Regions from separate parts of the Homo sapiens genome. Here region 2 is linked to region 1. Evidence: chromatin contacts called from ENCODE Hi-C data. All regions are on one chromosome and are shown on one strand. Each heading gives the region's core, a stretch centred on a gene start or an enhancer-like site at or near the end of the contact. The rest is flanking DNA. Distances are from core to core; before and after follow the strand shown.

What was found. A loop is a pair of places that touch in the nucleus more often than their neighbours do. Pooled maps may share reads with other maps.
Region 2: a loop to region 1 is called in a pooled map, with 2.0 times the contacts of the local background. The contact joins the enhancer-like site here to the promoter of LINC01091 in region 1. A Hi-C loop is called at or near these places in 2 of 168 maps with a recorded cell type or tissue (IMR-90 and chondrocyte), 1 of 37 single-sample maps with no recorded cell type and 11 of 50 pooled maps.

Annotation. Positions count from the first base shown.
Region 1 is chr4:123,648,707-123,651,406 of GRCh38, forward strand. LINC01091 (long intergenic non-protein coding RNA 1091) reads left to right here and starts at 1,285. Exons shown (of 6, transcript NR_027105.3): 1 at 1,285-1,623.
Region 2 is chr4:123,243,142-123,245,841 of GRCh38, forward strand. All of the region lies in intron 14 of AFG2A (AAA ATPase AFG2A), which reads left to right. Among named protein-coding and RNA genes, the nearest start is that of SPRY1, 150 kb to the right of the region's middle. Within about 2 kb of position 1,315, at least 2 of the 41 ENCODE cell types and tissues checked have a DNase peak (open chromatin) inside an H3K27ac peak, as active enhancers do.

The sequences.
Region 1 (2,700 bases), core at 35-2,534:
ACCTGGGAGATTGAGATGGGAAGATCACTTGAGCCTGGGAGGTTGAGGCAGCAGTGAGCCATGATTGCACTGCCAATGGGAGACCCTATCTCAAAAAAACTGAAAAGGATTTAGACGTGTGTGAAGTTCATTCTACAATTCAGTGTGACACTTTTATAACCAAATGAGTACCAATACCCTTATGAACACACATATATAAAGGAAAGAAAATAAAGAGAGAAAGAAAAAGAAGAAAAAGAAATGTGGTTAGAACTCCTTGTTTCATTTTACTCTGACTTGATTATTTCCCAGGCCCAAATCTAGAACTGGAAGGTGGTAGCTTATTGTATCAGAGGTTAAGCTTGTGGCTTTTATTTCCTGCTCCATCTAGAACCAAGATGTCCAAAGAGTATGTTTGGAAGGACTTTTTTTTTTTTTTAAATGATTTCTAGCTCTGTCTCTAGTCAGAGAATATGGAGGAGTTTGGGCCAACTCCAGAAAACAACTTCAATGTAGAAAACCATGGAGCGCAAGGTCCTGCTTCCATATATTTATTTTCGTGGAGCAGGTGGCAAGTTCTCAAAATAATTTTGTCTGTGAGATACAGATATTTCTGGGACATTTTCATAACCAGCTTCCTGCAGTAATTAGCTTCAGAGCTGGAGTATGCTAGAAACTACTGGGCCCTGGGCAGTGGTTAAATTAGGTGTGAACGTAAGCTGGGCTGATCTCCATTGTGTAGTTAAAAACCAAAGGTGGGCACAGAGAGAGTATTTGTTCTGCCCTTTCTTCACCCACTGCATTTTCATTTCCCCTTTCTCTACTCCAGAGGCCTAATAAAGGACTCTAATGTACGATACTCAACACAGCTTTAAAACATCCACGCAGAGTACAAAATTGTAGTAGGAATTTGGGTTTTGTTTTTCTTTTGAGTTTAATATGACTTCCTAGGTTCAGCGTATTTTGTAATATATTTCTTAAACCGCAGGATCATGAGGGCAAATTCCCTTGGGGGAAAGTGGCTCTGTGAGTTGATTAGCACCGTTTGCCTGCTTCCTAACCCTCTTCTGCTCAGGTATTAGTTGTTCAGACAGCTGAGCTTCAGCTCAGCTCTCCAGGTCCTGCGCTCCATTTTAATGCAAGCCAGTGATGCAAAGTCCCCGGCTTGGCTTGTCAGAACTTGATAGCTCTGTAAACACTGAAATCCTTGTTGCCATAACACCAGGAAAAATAATATGGGCTCCTGCATATAAATATAACGAAGGCCTTGGGGAATGGGAGCATTTCTAAATGACTTGAAGCTCTGTCACGGCATAATCTCTTATAAATAAATGTCAGTGTAGTCACTGAATGCAGACTGGATTTTTGCCTGACTACGGTGCTCAGCCTTCTAGACAATAGTTATGCTAAGGGATTATCTTTTAACATTGTGCAGTTATCTCCTTTGTTTGTTTTCTTTTTTCATTATTCACATAAGCCAAGGGAAATGAAAAGCATCTTATTTCAGGCAAAAAGGCCTGTGAATGATTAACTCTGGTTCCATGCGTTGGGACTTTGCATAGCAACCCCGTGGCTTGCAACGACAAAAAAGCTCAAGGCAGGAACAGCAGCCCAGGGACCTGAGACCAGCGTTCTCAAATGAAGGTGGTGAGAAACAGATTAAGTATAAGCATTGTGTTTATGGGTAGAATTCTCTGTAGCTGGCCCATTTAATTTGGCATTCGTTTTACTGCACTTTTCTTGGTGAAGATGTGTTTTGCTGACCTTTACTCTTGCTTTTTGAATACATTTGAGAATTCAAGTGAAACTTGGCCATGATTATGGCATAATGTGGTTTATGTCACCATATTTTATGGGTTCTCCCTAATACTATCCCAAACTGGGCTAACTCTGGCTAATTTTATATTTAAAAATGGAAATAACAGATAGCTTCATAATAGCATGCAGGTTTAATTTTAGCTCAACTAAAACTTTGTTGGTAAATTTTGGCACTCTTGAAATTATATATAACAGAAAGCATTATATGAAATAAAGATAAACAAATGGTGTGATTATGTAATTCCAATTAAAAGCCTATAAGTATGTAAAGAACCCAGATTGTACAAATATGAAATCTGAAATCAATATCAATTCCATATCCTTATATAGACATTTGGTGCTTAAACATTTATACAACAAGGTCCATTTAAAGATTCGAGTTAAAAGAGTTAGAAGAAAATGAAATATAAGCTAAGGACAGAAGAAACATTTGAGAATTTAGAAAAAAGCAGTATAGTTATAATTGAGCCAAAATATTTAGGACACTTAAATTTAGACTGCAAGTCAATCCAGATGTTTATTTATTAATGTTAATAATGTTTCCAGTGTTGTTATACAATGCTAAATCCCAGGGGTTCTGCTTCTGAGTTTAAAGACAAATGCAATGATCTTTATTCTTTTCCAGCTCTGTTTTAATTTTAGGAGCTTTTCTATAGCCATGATTTTCCCATAAATGTGTTTGCAAAATCTCGAGCAGCTCCTGATGTCTTGCAGAAAGTCTGAGTGAAACACTGCTCTAGCAAAGCTTTCCATGTTCTGCATTGCTCTTCTTGCTTCCATGGCAATAAAGAGAGAAACTTGGCATAAGAATATAATCTGTTCCTGCCTGTTTCTCATCTGAAGTCATAAACCTCTGCCATCCCACCCAAGACTAGAATTTCAGCTGGCATGAAACAGCTGTCT
Region 2 (2,700 bases), core at 65-2,564, 410 kb before region 1:
GTTGGTGGGAGTGTAAATTAGTTCAATCATTGTGGAAGACAGTGTGGTGATTCCTCAAGGATCTAGAACTAGAAATACCATTTGACCCAGCCATCCCATTACTGGGTATATACCCAAAGGATTATAAATCATGCTGCTATAAAGACACATGCACACGTATGTTTATTGCAGCACTATTCACGATAGTAAAGACTTGGAACCAACCCAAATTTCCATCAGTGATAGACTAGATTAAGAAAATGTGGCACAGATACACCATGGAATACTATGCAGCCATAAAAAAGGATGAGTTCATGTCCTTTGTTGGGACATGGATGAAGCTGGGAACCATCATTCTCAGCAAACTATCAGAAGGACAGAAAACCAAACACCACATGTTCTCACTCATAGGTGGGAATTGAACAATGAGAACACTTGGACGCAGGGCAGGGAACATCACACACTGGGGCCTGTCAGGTGGTGGGGGGCTGGGGGAGGGATAGCATTAGGAGACATACCTAATGTAAATGATGAGTTAATGGGGGAAGCAAACCAACATGGCTCATGTATACCTATGTAATAAACCTGCACGTTGTGCACATGTACCCTGTAATTAAAAAAAAAATTCAGTTACAACCAGGTGTGGTGGTTCACACCTGTAATCTGAGCAGGAGGATCACTTGAGTCCGGAGTTTAGACCAGCCTGGGCACCGTAGGGAGACCCGTCTGTCCAAAAAAATAAAATTTAAATGTTAGCCAGATGTGGTAGCACACACCTGTGGTCCCACCTATTCGGGAGGCTGAGGTGGGAGGACCGCTTGGACCCTGGAGGTCAAGTCTGTAGTGAGCCATGATCGCGCTACTGCAGTCCAGCATGGGCAACAGAGCAAGACCCCATCTCAAATAAATAAATAAAACTCAGTAAGTAATAGAGCCAGAATTTTGAACTATGAATAGGTAAGATTAAAAAAAAAGACATTATTTTGTAATGTCTTGTATTATCAGACAAGGTACCAGAGACAAGGAAAAAGAAAGGTGCACTGAACAGCCAAAGCAGGACTGACGGAACTCAGAAATGGGCTGGGACCAGCCTGGGAGAAAGAAAACGCAAGGCAAAGAAAAGGATAAAACAGCCCTGCTGCACTCTGGTGGGACTGATAAGAAATAGCTTCTGTATCTTGGTATTTTGTACCTTAAAAAAAATTGAGGAGTGGCAGGAATAGAAAACAGAAACAATGTCTCTTTGGGGTGAGAGACAGAAACACGCTGTTCCTCTCAGAGGATGTGGAAACATTGATGACCTCTGCAAGTGCAGGCAGGCAGTATCCACAGCTCTGCATCACCACTCGGCGTCACCACTGTGCAACCCATCAGTCCTGTGGTGCCCGTTCAAGTTACATTGTATAAATCTGTCCTACGGCATCTGTATCCTCACCATCTAATAACTTTAGCACAGAATATTGTTTAAGAATGATGGAGAGGGAAAAGAAGACTTTGAGTCAACAAAACCTTTGTTTGTTTACATTTACCATATCATCCATTCTTTGTAGTATATATCAGAAGACTTTCATTTTAGGTTTTTAAAAATCGTTTATATGTAATGAGTTAAAAACCTTAGTTATCCAGAAACATATTCTGAGCAACATGTTTTTGGTACCACCTGCTGTCTTATATATTTCTTGTCTGCATGCTTCTGTATACCTAGTAGGTGTCTGTAGGCAGATCACCTTACATTGTGATTTCTTTTAAATTGGGAAAAAATATATGTCCTTTGAATATCTTATGGTTCAGCAGGGGCATTAGAAAATATAAACAACTGTTGTGTGATATGTGCAAAAGAAATGTGAACAATGTTTAGGAGTAATATAGAGAAGAAAATGACAGTTTCTTTGTATAGAAATGATTTGAAAGAATAACTAGGATTTTCCTGGAGTACATGGCCTGGGAGTAGACAGGACTGTTCAGATAAAGAGATCACTATTTATAAATTAGAGAGGTGTGAAGAATATGCTCATAGCAATTTTAGGGGAAGTACAAGGAGTTCAGTATTGGTAGAAAGTAAAGGGCCTGGAGGGGTCAAATAACAGGAGACGATGCTGGGAAAAGAAGCAGAGGACAGGCCATTTGTCCCCACTGCCACTACTCCCTTACCCCCATTAAGAACCCATGGGTTTATATATTTTTAAATATCTTAAAATATGTAAATATCTAAGGAAGTTCTTCACTCCTATTCTATCTTATGGAGACCCTTTTTAAAGAGTGAATTTTATAGAGACATAGGAAATGTTAGTTTGCATTGTTTTCACTTTGCCCCTATAGTTTTTTAAAAAGCAGATTCACTTTTTACAAGAGGAAGAATTTGGATTAGTGCTGGATACATACTGTTTTGACTTGTAAAATGACTCTTTAATAGAAATGGACAAAGAAAATATGCTAATAAAATAACTTAAGTATGTGTATGTGTGTGCATGCTAAATTTTTTTTTCTTCTGTTCTCTTCATTTTGTGCTCATCATCAATTGCTGCTATTTACTGTGGTGCATTTTTCCTGAACACCTGCTGTCAAATGCATCAAGTCTTTTCTTGCACAGTGCTACAGGTTTTTGCAGAACTGAGCAAGCCCAACATTAGACAGATAGCCTAAAGACTGATTGATTTATTTGTTTTAATACAAATATACGCTAACATGTTGACATACAGAAATCTGTTTCAAATGAATTAT